Regions from separate parts of the Homo sapiens genome. Here regions 2 and 3 are each linked to region 1. A link is an interaction called in ENCODE POLR2A ChIA-PET data of the cell type or tissue named here. Cell type or tissue: A673. All regions are shown on one strand. Each heading gives the region's core, and the rest is flanking DNA. Links, peaks and the distances in the headings are about the cores only.

Region 1 (4,774 bases), core at 299-4,298:
TGTACATTAGTACAGCCCTTATAGAAAATGGTATGGAAGCTCCTCAAAAACTTAAAATAGAACTACCACATGATTTAGCAATCCATTACTAGGTATACATCGAAAGGAAATTAAACCAGTAAGTCAAAGAGACATCTGCACACCTATGTTTATTGCAGGACTATTCACAATAGCCAAGACATGGAATTAACCTAAATTCCCATCTACAGATTAATGGGTGAAGAAAATACAATATATATTAATGAAACGCTATTCACCCATCAAATAGAATGAAATTCTATCATTTGTGGCAACATGGATTAACCTGGAGCACACTGTGTTAAGTAAAATAACCCAAACACAGAAAGGCAAACACTGTATGATTTTATTCATATGTGGAATCTAAATAAGTTGACTTCATAAAAGTAGAGAGAATAGTGGTTATCAGAGGCTGGGAAGGGTAGGGAGAGGGGGAAACTGGCAGAGGTTGTTCAATGGGTAGAAAGTTACATTTAGAAAGAATACATTTGGGTGTTCTGATATACAGTAAGGTCACTATAGCAAAAAACAATGTAGTATATATTTCAAATTAGCAAGATAGAGAAGATTTTGAATATTGTCACCACAAAGAAATGACAAATATTTTGAGTGATAGAAATGGTAATTACCCCCAAATTGATCATTATTCTATGTACATAATCACTGAAAAAACACCCTGTACCTCATAAATATGTACAATTATTATGTGTCCATTATAAATTTAAAAATTTAAACAAAAAGAAACATGGGATGGCAATCATAATTTCTGAAAAATAAAAATGCAAGGCAAAAACAATCATAAGAGATAAAGAAGAATGTTACCAAAAACAGGAACAATTGAAAAATGTATCAGTCAACGACAGAGTGTATAATAAGTATAAATAGATAAATCAACAATTTTAGATATAGATTTTCATATACCTTCTTAGAGACTAATATATCAGCCAGAAAAAAAAATATGCAGTAATATCAATAACCTGAAGAATTTAGACAATAAGCTCCAACTATTAGACAATAGAGAACTTTTCACCTAACAGAGAATATTGGATCTTTATAAGCATACCATATAACACTTAAAAAGTTAAATCTTGTATTTGTCTATAAGGGAAGGTTCCATGCATTCCACAGTATCAATGGTTTATATACTGCATTCTCCTAGCACCAATGCATTAAAATTAGTTACTACTAACAAACAAACAGAGAGCTTTAAAAAAAAATCTCACCTGTTTGGAAATATATGTTACCAAATTGTCCGTGTGTTAAAGAGGAAAAGAAGCAATATACAGAACTGACGAGTAATACAAACTTTGCTTTTCAGCCTTTGTTGGACATACCTAAAGCAGTACTCAAAGAAATTTTAACTTTACATTTGTCAAGATACAAGAAAGTTTAAAAATAAATTGATGAGTCATTCAACTCAAGATGTTACGGAAAGGGCTACGGAATAAACTTAAATAAGAAGGAAGGAAGTAATAAAGGCAGTGAGAAAAATAAATAAAATAGAGACCAAATATTAAATAATGAGAAAAGTAATAAAACCAAAAACTGATTCTAGAACAGACTAATAATATTGACCAATAAAATGCAGAATGAAAAAATGGAAACTAACCATAGAAATTTTTGGAGAATTTAAAAAAAAATAATAAATATTTTATAAATAATTATATGTGAATAATTTTGAAATCTAGATGAAAATGTTAAATTGCTAGAAAATTTTTAAATGCAAAAATTGATGCAAGAAAAAATAGAAAACTTAGATAAACCAATTAGGACTAAAGAATCTGAAAAGGTAAAGATCTCACTTCCCCCATAAAAGAAAAAGAAAAAGAAAAAACAAGACCAAATAGTTTTTTGTGTGACTGAATCATTAAATTCTATATTACTACTAGTCATTCACAAAAACAGTAAAAGAATGTAAGCCTGTTCAATCAGGCCATTTTTTTCCCCAAAACTATATAAGAACAGGGCAAGAAAAGAAAATATAAGCACATGTCACATATAAACGTAGCTAAAGCCAACAGAAGTAACTGAAACAACATAGGGGGCAGGGAAGCCAGCATTCCAGAAATGTTAAAGGCCTCACAAAAGTTTTATTTAATGATATGCTTTATTCACTTAAGGAGAACATCAGCAAATTAATGAAAATATCAATAGCTATTCGTATGTGTAGGCAAATCATACAACTATATTGCTTTGATTTGAAATGACCCTGTATAAGAAATAACCTCCCCATCACATGGAAAATTCTAGATAAATACAATAACTAACTTAAGGCATTTTGTTACATAAAAGAATAATATAACACTAACGTATGTGAGTGAAAAGGTTGATTTATTACATTCATTCCACTTACCCCAATTTTATTATAGTTTAGTGGGGTAGGGTCCAAAGAAATGAAATACAGGACAATTCAGAAGTGTCAACTTTGTTCCCCAAAAGACTGGGTTATACAGTGAGGTTAGCAGGCCTTCCTGGATCCCTGGAGGGACAGCCCTTCTGACTCTGCTGTAGACTGACCCTGCTCATATTCCAGAAGTAGGAAGCCACTAAACATATTCATCACCTTCTACTAAGATGGCTTCTGAGGGCCAGAAACCACTTAAATGCCAGGATTGACTTTTATTTTTCACCCTAGTCTGAGTAAATCTAGTTTTTAAGGAGGAGAGAGGGCACTTTTCTGAGAAGTTATTTGCATAACAAAAGGAGCATTATAATTGCCTTCTCTGTAGCAGAAAAAAAGTGAAGCATGTATTTAGACTAAATATCAGACCACATCCTGTGTCACATGGCATGGTAGGAGAGTAATGACTGATTGCTGGCACAAAAAGATAACTCTTTGGAAAAGAGCCTTATCCCTTTGTCCTTTTTCAGGAGTCATTACTTAAAAGTTTAATGAGGCTAATTCAAAAAAGAAGAATCTATCCTTCCAGGAAGACAAAAATAAATTCCTCATCCCCTTTCACCTACCCTCCATACACACACAGATATACACACACACACACACACACACACAGAGAGAGAGAGAGAGAGAGAGAGAGAGAGAGAGAGAGAGAGAGAGAGAGAGAGAGAGAGACCAGAGGAGCTGGGCCCCTGGGCAGAGGCCCCAAGACACACAGGAAAGTCCAGAAGACACCAAGGTTTGGGGCAGCCAATCCAGCCACATCTCAAGATTTTCTAGTTCATTCTCCTGCCTTTCAGCTGGGGGGCAAGACAGGAGGAATATTTAGTTGAATGATGTATCCAACCAGGGGCACTGTTCCCAGGATGAATCAACTTTACCCCTCAACTGGGTAGAAAAATATTTTTTCCTAAATCTTTTAGGGAGTTTGTGTTCCCATGCAAAAAGAGGATGAAGCAAGAATTAGGAAATCCTAGTAATAATCAAAGACTGTCTTAAAAATCATATAATTTCATTCTGATTTCCTCATATTCATTTTTTCAAAGATCAATACAATGTTTACATAAATCTTAAATTCTGTAGGATTGTGCGGCAGAAAGAAGTCCAAATCAAAACATTTTATAAATAAGGAAGCTGTAGGACAGCTTATAAAAAGAGATAGAGCCAGGACTTGAACCCAGATGTTCTGACCACTAGTCCAGAATTTTTTCCACTCTATATTACTTTTCTGATAATTAAGCATATACACATTTTGGAAGATTTTTTTTTTTGAGACACAAGTCACTCTGTCGCCCAGGCTGGAGTGCAGTGGCGTGATCTCGGCTCACCACAACCTCCGCCTCCCGGGTTCAAGCGATTCTCCTGCCTCAGCCTCCCGAGTAGCTGGGACTACAGGCGCCCGCTACCACGCCCAGCTAATTTATTTTTTATTTTTTATTTTTTTTTAGTAGAGACGGGGTTTCACAGTGTTAGCCAGGATGATGTCCATCTCCTGACCTCGTGATCCGCCAGCCTCAGCCTCCCAAAATGCTGGGATTAGAGGCGTGAGCCACCGTGCCGGCCAAAGATAAATTTTTAAAGGAAATCTCATTAAATCCTTCATGTTTTAATTCACAACCAAGAAATTTTGCTGAGCTATCAGAACATATTTGTGTCTCCCTATAAAACCATCAACGGTATTTATAGCTTTACTTAAATAAGCACAGCAGAAACAAATGGTAATTAACTAATCCAGATTTCCTGCCTGGGATTTGCTCTATACATGCTTTTTTTTTTTTTTTTTTTCATTTATTTGGAAAAAATTACCTTAACACTCATTAACAGAAAAATAAAAAAGACAAAAGTTAACTTCCTTTTTTCCTTTTTTTAAGGCAGAGTCTCATCCTGTCACCCAGGCTAGAGAGAGTGGCACAATCTCAGCTCACTGCAGCCTCAATTTACCCAGCTCAAGCGATCTGCTCACCTCAGCCCCCAAAACAGCTGGCACTACAGGCACGCACCACCACGCCCGGCTAATTTCTGTATTTTTTGTAGAGACAGTGTTTCGGCATGTTGCCCAGGCTGGTCTCCAACTCCTGGGCTCAAGCGACCCACCTTGGCCTCCCAAAGTGCTGGGATTACAGGCTTGAGCCACCACACCCAGCTGAAAGTTCATTTTCTTAAATGGTTAATGTAATAAGGTAAAGAGAAAGTAGGAAGGATCTAGTATCTAATGAAAGTGAGTTATACCTGCTCAGAGACCCTCCATCATTCAGCATGTTGCTGTCACAATTCACTACGATGGCACTCCTTTTTCAGCTTCTCCATTCGTTAAGCATTGCCATTATTTTATGTATTTATTTGTAGTGGATTTTAAAA
Region 2 (4,774 bases), core at 475-4,474, 310 kb before region 1:
TTTTTTGAATTGGACCTGAAAAGTGCAGGCAACAAAAACACAAACAGACAAATGAGATTACATCAAACTGAAACGCTTCTACACAGCAAAGGAAACAATCAACAGAGTGAAGAGACAACCTATACAATGGACTAAAATGTTTGCAAACTATCCACCTGACAAGAAATTAATACCTACAATATTTAAAGTACTCAAACAACTCTAAAGCAAAATACAAATAATCCAACTAAAAATGGACAAATGATCAGAATAGATATTTTTTAAATGAAGACATACACATGGCCAACAGGTATGTGAAAAATGTTCAATATCACTAATCTTGGAGATTCAAATGAAAACCACAATGAGATATCACCTCACCACCGTTAGAGTAACTATGATCAAAAAGACAAAAACTGGCAAAGATGTGAAGAAATGGGAATTCATATACTGTTTGTGTGAATGTAAATTAGCAAGCCATAGTGGAAAACAGTACAGAGATTCCCAAAAAAACTAAAAATAGAAATATCATATGATCCAGCAATCCCACAACTGAATGTATACACAAAGGAAAGGACATCATTATGTAGAAGAGATATCTGAACTTTCATGTTTATCACACTAGTCACAATAGTCAAGATTTGGAAGCAATCTAATTGTCCATCAACAGATTAATGGATGAAAAAATGTGGTATATGTACACAATAGAAAATTATTTAGCCATAAAAAATTAAATACCTTCATTTGCAGCAACATGGATGAGCCTAGAGAACATTTGTGTTAAGTGAAATAAGTCAGGCACAGAGAAATAAATACCACATGTTCTTATACGTGGAAACTTTAAAAAGTTTATCTCATAGAAGTAGAGAGTAGAATACTGGTTACCAGAGGCTGAGAAGGATAAAGGGGTGAGGGAGATAAGAAGAGGTAGATTAACAGGGACAAAACTACAACTAAATAGTAGGAATGAGTCTAGTGTTCTATAGCACAACAAGGTGACTATAGTTTATTGTAAAAATAACTAGAAATGATAATTGAGGTAACGAATATACCAATTACCCTGATTTGACTATTACACATTGGATACATGCATGAAACTATCACATACATCACATAAATATGTACAGTTATCTCATGTTGATTTTAAAAAAAACAGTTATTTAAGGGTCTGTTACTGCTGCTTCTGTTCGTCTTTGGTATTGGCCCTTGTCCTCTCATTTCTGCCTTTGCTTCAATATCCAGTTAGTTTACTTTGGAAGCAGAATGACAGACAGCAATCACCAATAGGTCTTGAAATTGATGCAACACACAGAGGCCTTGTCCAAGAATTAATAAAGACCATATTTAATAAAATAAATTTTTTTTAAAGAAAGGGAAGGAGGAAAGACAAGAAATCTCATTTCCTATTGCTAACTTTTGAAGAGCTTTAAGATTCATTAGGCTGGATGGAACTAGTTTAGAAAAGAACAAAAAATAAAATACAACTGGGGATCTCTAGCTTATAACAAAACAATCTGCCAAGGAAGTCTTTCAAATTCATTAGAGGGAAAGCCGCCCTTCATTCTTCAAGATGCAAAATGTGATCTTCTCTAAGGGACAGCTGTAACCCACATGTCTTTTGCTAATCATGCATAGCCTCAAAAAAAAAAAAAAAATCTGAATCTTTTTCCTTGATTTTGTCATGGCTTCCTGGCCACCACCTGCTGTGTTACAGAGGCTCACCCCAGGAATTCTGTGGCCCTATTTCATTCCTTAATAAATTTTTTCTCAGGCCCAGAGATTAAAGAGTCCCTTTTCTTAGTATATGCGGAATGGGAGGTGGGGGGCTCTGCAGCTGCTGCAGGGGCTGCACTTCATGTCTACAATGAAAAAATGAAAGCAGCTGTCGGCCTCTTAGAGGTCTCTTGGCACAGAGTACAAACAGGTCACCCTGGAAAGTGAAAGTTCTCAGTAGGTTAAAATGTTCTGTGTTCCCCATTTGATGCTCACTCACGTTCCACATGCTGCAGTGCTCCACAGTATTAAAACACACACACACAATGGTTGTGTTCACAGGCAGAAAAGCAAGGAGGAAAGAAAAAATTCCCATTAAGGTTCCAAAAATCAACCATTTCAACAACAGAAAAAAATGCAATGTTTTATTGTATTTTACCTCATTGGATGTCTCTATTCCAGAAAGGTATAGTCAACAATTCTACTAATATGGAAATCAATCCATAGATAGCTCTAGGACTGTCACTACCCTAAGAGTGACCTAAATATTACTTCAATCCATAAACTGAATTGTTATGATATTAAAACAAGCTGTAATGGACCAGCATATGTACTACACTAAGAAATTCTGAATATTCTTCTTTGAGCTACCATTATGACTTTCAGAATATCATTTAAATTCTTCATGCTCAGGTCTATAAAGTAAAAGAGTGGTCATGCTCAGTGGTGTCTACAATTTTATTATATGCACATTTTTCCATTTTTACTCAACATTTCATAAATAATCAAGCAGAATAGGCATAATAAAAGGTAAAATTTAAGCCATTTAAACATAACTAAACTTCACTTTCACTGAGTCTCTTGACTATCAGGTTTCACGCATCTAAGAATGTAAAGACCTAGGGATGACATGGAATTCACATACTATACTAGATTCCTAATTGCATATGGAAATAGAGGTTAGATAAAATAATAAAAATATGCAGAATTGCAAGGTCTCGTTCATTTATAATGCCAAGAGCGAGGAAGAAAATCAGATTTCCAGGTAAGAAAAGCTAAAAGAATGAAGAAGAGAAGGAGAAATAACAGCAGAAGAAAGAGGAGGAAAAATAAAACAAATACTCGAGGTTAAAAATAAGTTAAACTGCCATGTCATTTAAATATCCTAAAATAGTAGTTTTCAAAGTATAGTCCCTGAACCAGCATCGTCTAGCAGCTTACTAGAAATGTACATCTTCAGGCCTCACTCCAGAGCTGCAAATCAGAAACCCTGGTTGAAGAGCCAGAAATGTGTGTTTTAACACAACCTCCAGATAATTCTAAGGTACACTTAACTTTTAAGAATTTCTAATCTAGAAAAAAAAAGATTGGATTAAATTAATGAGTGGTAGGTGATTGAACAAGCACATAGAATAGGATAAGGAAACATTCAGGAATGTAAGGAGGATACAAGAAAATAATTTTTTATTTTTCAATATGCTAACTAAATTTATATCCACGGTAACAATGTCTTTTGAACTTGTTAGAACAAGAGCATGGAGACAGAAGAGCTGAAGGGACTCTGATCTACCAAGAGCTTGAATGCCAGGACTACTTGGGGGCTTTTTTCTAGGTTAGACATGCCTCTCTTCTCCTTTGAAAATTTCTTCCATATTGAGCCATTCTATTTATTGGAGTATTTTTACATCCTTCAGATGAGCTGCGGTGGAAAAAATTCTGAAAAGCACTAGAATAAAATATAGCAGCAATAATAATGTAAAAATAGTTGCAAATTGATTTTCTTCATACCAGCACTGTACCGAGAACTTGACAATTTTTAGCATTAATACTCACAACAATCTTTTAAGTTGAGGATTGTCCTCATTTGCAAGATAGTAAACTATAAATTGGAGAGGTAAGTAATTATGCAACACTGCATACTTAGTAGCTGGTATAGCTTGAATTTGAACACAAGATTTTATGAGCCTACCCCACAACTCATGTCCTTTTCTCAGAAATAGTGTTTGTGATTCAGCAGAGCACTTATGACTGGAGATATAAAATTGGTCATCAGTGATACATTGTCAATACAGTCATGTGTTGCTTAACAACAGGTATAGTTTCTTAAAAATGCATTGCTAGATGATTTCATTTTATGAGCATCATAGAGTGTACTTAGACAAACCTAGATGCTATAGCTTCCTATATACCTAGGTAACATGATACAGCCTATTGCTCCTGGCTGCAAACCTGCACAGCATGTTACTGTTCTGAATACTGTAGACAATTGTAACAGAATGGTAAGAAATTGTATATCTAAACATAGGAAAGGCAATGCATTACACTATGATTTTATGACATTACAACAGCTACAACATCACTAAACAATAGGAATTTTCAGCTTCATTATAATTGTGTAGAATCATCATCATATAAGCAGTTCATCAGTGACCAAAACATTTTCATGTGGTACATGACTGTAGTTGAAGCCTCTGCAGAATGCAAAAATTCTTGCTAAGAAAGAGATGAGAACTAAGGTTGGAAGTCTGAGGAATGCCAACATTTAAGGGTTGAATTTAGGTTGATTGACTTTCTTAGTTTGCCCAGGACTGAGGGATTTCCTCAAACAGGGGCTTTTGGTGCTAAACTTGAGACAATCCTTGGCAAACTGGGATAGCTGATTACCCTACATTGGTGGAAAAAGGAGACAGCAGAAGAATGAGAAGGAGTAATTAGAGAGCCAAAGCATGGAGCATGGTCACAAAGACCGGACAGCACAGAACATCCAGAAGAGTTAGTGCTCATGTTTCAAAGGCAAGATTAGAGGAAGACTGTAGTTAGTGTGTTTGCTAAGGACTGGGGAGACATAAGCACATTTTTAAACTGGGAGGAGAGACAATAAAGAAAATAGTTCAAGATGCTGGAGATGGAGATTTATGACTTTAGCTAGATAACAGAAGAGATAAACATGAAAGAAATTCCATACCTTTTATACATACAAAGTATGTCTAGGGTACGAAAAAATGAACAATCATGGTGTGTCTGTTATGGGCCACACTCTGTGACAAGTACATTTATTTCCATTGTCACATTAAACTCCATT
Region 3 (4,774 bases), core at 475-4,474, 200 kb after region 1:
CTCCCCTTTATAGTCTGCTCTGTCCATAACACCAGCTGGAGGCTTTCCTGGGGCCACCTGAGTCCAGGCCCCAATCAGATGGACATTGGAAGGGGTGAGACCAGGACTGGCAGGGAGCAGTTAGTTGCCTTTCTAGTCTCCCTCCCTAGCCATGCACTTTTGCCTTTAGAAAAATGATGGGGAAAACCTTGGCTCCTTCTTTGTCCAGAAAGTGTTAATTGCCTGTGGGTTCTGGTGGCCGGGGAGAAGAGCAGGAAAGCAGAGAGCAGGTGGGTGGCTGAAAGGGAAGAGGGGAGGAACACGGCAGAAACATGAAGGTGACCCTATCTATTCCCCTGGAGAAGGGGTGAGAGGTCAGGTAGAGTAGCTGCTCAGTACACAAAATGTAGAAAGATGATGAGAAAAAAAAATCTGCTACAGTCTTACCACTACCCAGAGACAAGCATTATTTCATTTTGTTGTGTTTCCTTCCTCTCTTTCTTTCTCCACATAATTTGCTGGTATCTTTTTTAAAGAGTAATTATGTTATAAATATAATACAACTTTGTGCTTTGTGTCCTACTTTTCCCATTTAATTATTCCATCATAAGCATTTCCTCATGTTTTACAAACCTTTTTTAAATAAAATGTTCATCAGCTGCAGCCGGGCACGGTGGCTCACGCCTGTAATCCCAGCACTTGGGAGGCCGAGGCGGGCAGATCACCTGAGGTCAGGAGTTTGAGACCAGCCTGACCAACATGGAGAAACCCCGTATCTACTAAAAATACAAAATTAGCAAGGCGTGGTGGCACATGCCTGTAATCCCAGCTACTCAGGAGGCTGAGGCAGGAGAATCTCTTGAACCTGGGAGGCGGAGGTTGCGGTGAGCCGAGATCACACCACTGCACTCCAGCCTGGACAACAAGAGCGAAACTCCGTCTCAAAAAAACAAACAAAAAAAATGTTTATCACCTGCATAATAAAACAAACAAAAGGAATAAAAACATTTTCAGAAATGGAATGGCTCAGAAACTTCGCCTTTCACAAATTCATTTTAGGAAGTTACTTTAGGAAGACATATTTAGCAACGAAGTGAAATAAGCCAAGAAAAAGGGAAATGTATATATAACCCCAGAAAAAAATGAAGAGAGAACTTCTAATAGGAAAAATTCCAGGAGTAAGCTCTTAAGGGAAATAAAAGGGATCTTAATCGAATAGATGTACATAATGAAATACAAGAAAACTGAGACTATGATAAAGTAAAATAGTGCAGTAAAAAGGAAGGGAATTTAGAAATTCAAGGGAAAAGCAAACACTGAATAAAAAAGAATATATCATGATTCATTAGTTGGCTTTGCAGTGAAAAATAATTAGTTGTGTTGATGTAAGTATGGTTTACTGATTTATAACAGAATAAAAGAATTGACAAAGAAGATTTAATTACACTGTTTCACCATTTCTAAAATATATGTTTTTCACATTTGTAACATTTCTGATCTTATAATCAATGGTATCATAATAATAATTGACAATAAATTTTCTTTCTTGGTATTAAAGTAAGTGGTGTATCTTAGATTTGATGAAATATGTGAAATACACAATGTTTACAAAACAATGTAAATGGTGTTAATACTTGAAAAGAGCACAGATGACAAAAACTTACAAAGTCAAAGAGGGATGAAGAATTAAAGCATTGACTGAGACACTAAGAGCCTTATAAAGTAAAAAAAAAAAATGTGTCTACAGTTTTCTTGGATCAAGAAATATGTCATAAGCATATTAAGACTATAAAGTAGTGTAAGGATATAAGAAAAACTGAACCAAAGTGGTTTTCCCACTTTTATACACTCAATATAACACACTGGCCACCAAAATGCATAGAAGAGCTTCTCCCATGCTGACCAAGCAATCAATTCTCTGGCAGATTCTACAGCAGACTCAGCTGAGCATCCTCTAAGTCAATTCAATCCCAACACAAACTACCTGGAAATAGCAGCAGATCCCCTAGGTTGAGGGTTCCTTCCCATAAGACTGCCCCCAACCTTAGATGCCAATCACAAACTCAGGTTGTGACCTGTGCTTCTGATCCAACAGCTATAAATTGGGGTTCCCACAATCCCATCCTTGGGTTTGGTTAATTTGCTAGAGCAGCTCACAGAACTCAGGGAAACTATGTTTCCCAGTTTATTAATAAAGGGTATAATAAATGACCTCTGCCAATTCTAGTTTGGAAGTTGAAAGATGTCGCCCAATGGAATAATTTATAAACTAATTAATTAATTAACAGAAGCAGCTGGGCTTGGTGGCTCATGCCTGTAATCCCAGCACTTTGGGAGGCCAAGGCAGGAGTACTGCTTGAGCTCAGGAGTTCGAGACCAGCCTGGGCAACATAGCAAAACCTTGTCTCTACTAAAAATCAAAAAAATTAGCCAGATGTGGTGGTGCGTGGCTGTAGTCCCAGCTACTTAGGAAGCTGAGGTAGGAAGATCACTTGAGTCTGGGAGATTGAGGCTGCAGTGAGCTTGATTACACCGCTGCACTCCAGCCTGAGTGACAGAAGGAGACCCTGTCTCAAAAAAAAAAAAAAAAAAAAAAAAAACAAAGAAAAACTCTCAGAACCCTATAATCCAGGAATTTTTATGGAAGCTTCATCAAGTAGAAATAATTATTAATGCCATTTCCAGCCCTTCTCCCCTCTCCAGAGGATGAGGGTGCACTAGAAGTTCCAGGCTTCTAATCATAGCTTGGTCTTTCTGGTGACCAGCCTCTATCCAGCAGCCTACCAAGAGTTACCTCATTAGTACAAAAGACTCTCTCATCGCACAGAAAATTCCAAGGGATTTAGGAGCTCTGTGTCAGATGCTAACACTTAGGAAATTACAAATGTCTTTGGAGCTCTGTGTCAGGAACCAGAGCAGAGACCAAATATTAGAACAAAAGATTCTCCTAGCACCCCTATCTAACAGAGTATTAAGAACTCTGTTTCAAGAACCAGAGCAGAAACCAAACATTAGAATGAAAGATTCTCCTAGCACTCCTATTGCTCAGGAAACTACAAGAGTTTTAAGAACTCTGTGCCAGGGACTGGGGGGCAGAGACCAATATGTGTATTTTTTATTGCACAACAGCCAATTAGAAATTAAAATACTAATATATTATCATAAATAGTAAAAGCAAAGGTATGTTTTCCAAAAAAAATCTACCAGACAAAAAGAAATCACAATTAATTTGAGTTCTTACAAAGTTTCTAGTGTTCTTCTAGTGCATGATTTTAATTACTATATTTTGAACAGCAAAGTACTATCTGGGGAAGATACATTAATCTGAGATGACATCTGCCAATGCCAGTTGGGAGTTTCTCACCTAATGGGACAATTTGTAAACTTATTAATCTATTAATAAGCAAAGAAACAACCTCAAAATCACACCAACAATAAACTTTTGCTTCAGATCCCAAGTTTGCAGGCCAGCTGAGGCAGTTCCCACTTTGTGTTTCTCCTTTTCCTTGGAACAGTAGTCTGGGAAAAGCACGTCCTTCTTGCGGTCATGGTAGAAGCACAAGAGAACAAGCCCCACTGCTCAAGCACATTTTAGGTCCCTGTTTACTTGACATCTGTGAAGATCCTGTTGCCCAGAGCAAGTTTCATGGTCAAGGACCAAGTCAAGGATGGGTAGAATACTCCACCTTTTGGTTAGAGGAACTGCAAACTTAATTATGTGGGAAAGGATATGGATGGGAGAAAATTGGGACAAATAATTCAATCTACCACAGACAGTTAGCAAAATTTGCCAAAAGCTGTGTTCTGTTCATCAAGACAATGTTTCCATGAAGGACAATTAGCCTATCAAGGAAGGAAGGAAAGAAGGGGAGGAGAGGGAAGGAGAGGGGAGGGGAGGGTAGGGAAGGGGAGGGGGAAAGGAAGAAGGGAAGAGAGAGAGCATGCATGTGAAAGAAGGAAGGAAGGAGAGAGAGGAGAAAGAGAAAGAAAGAGGAAGGAAAGAAAGACTGAAGGGAGGAAGGAGTATCCAATGTCTAAAATCATGCATGGTTTTTTTTAGTTATTCACTTTTGGAGGATGCTGCAATATGAACTCATTAAAGGTAAAGAATTAACCTTTATCCTGCCTTTCCTACGTGAACTGATCACTGGGTAACCAAATAGTAGATATGAGGGATTTCTCTCTATAGTTTTCCAACTAATAAATGTAAAATTAATGTTAGAATAGCACCATATCACTACTCTTTGTGAATTAATAGATCTAGACCAATGCTGTCCAATAGAACTTTCTGTGATGATGGAAATGTTCTGTATCTTATACAGTAGCTATAACCAACATGAATTTATTTAGCATTTGAAATGTGACTGATAGGCCAGGTGCAGTGGCTCACATCTATAATCCCAACACTTTGGGAGACCCAGGCGGGTGGATCACTTGAGGTCAGGAGTTCAACACCAGCCTGGCCAACATGGTGAAACCACATCTCTACTAAAAATACAAAAATTAGCTGGGCATGGCAGCAGGCACCTGTAATCCCAGCTACTCAGGAGGCTGAGGCAGAAGAATCACTTGAACCCGGGAGGCGGAGTTTGCAGTGAGCTGAGATTGTGCCACTACATTCCAGCCTGGGCAACACAGAAAGACTCTGTCTCAAAAAAAGAAAGAAAGAGAGAGGACTGATATAACTGAGAAATTGAATTTTTAATTTAATTTAATTTAATTTATATTTTTAAGTAGCCACATGTGGCTAATAGCTACCACATTGGATTGTATAGACTCAGCAGTGATCATAAAT

Evidence for each region. Peaks named below come from ENCODE experiments on the same cell type or tissue, not always from the same donor. Only the 100,000 strongest peaks of a DNase experiment are listed, where the experiment ranks them.
Region 2: POLR2A ChIA-PET joins it to region 1 with 5 read pairs; 1 of 35 experiments calls an interaction of 5 or more read pairs at or near these places.
Region 3: POLR2A ChIA-PET joins it to region 1 with 7 read pairs; 2 of 35 experiments call an interaction of 5 or more read pairs at or near these places.

The regions. Positions count from the first base shown.
Region 1 is chr6:73,884,887-73,889,660 of GRCh38, reverse strand. No RefSeq gene overlaps it. Among named protein-coding and RNA genes, the nearest start is that of CD109, 190 kb to the right of the region's middle. In A673, for the core only: no CTCF peak of the experiment used is centred there; a DNase peak (open chromatin) is centred at 2,750; H3K27ac peaks cover 1,817 bases.
Region 2 is chr6:74,196,499-74,201,272 of GRCh38, reverse strand. All of the region lies in intron 1 of LOC101928516 (a long non-coding RNA gene), which reads right to left. Among named protein-coding and RNA genes, the nearest start is that of CD109, 500 kb to the right of the region's middle. In A673, for the core only: no CTCF peak of the experiment used is centred there; no DNase peak of the experiment used is centred there; H3K27ac peaks cover 595 bases.
Region 3 is chr6:73,686,567-73,691,340 of GRCh38, reverse strand. It overlaps a transcript of CD109 not described here. Among named protein-coding and RNA genes, the nearest start is that of CD109-AS1, 7.2 kb to the left of the region's middle. In A673, for the core only: no CTCF peak of the experiment used is centred there; no DNase peak of the experiment used is centred there.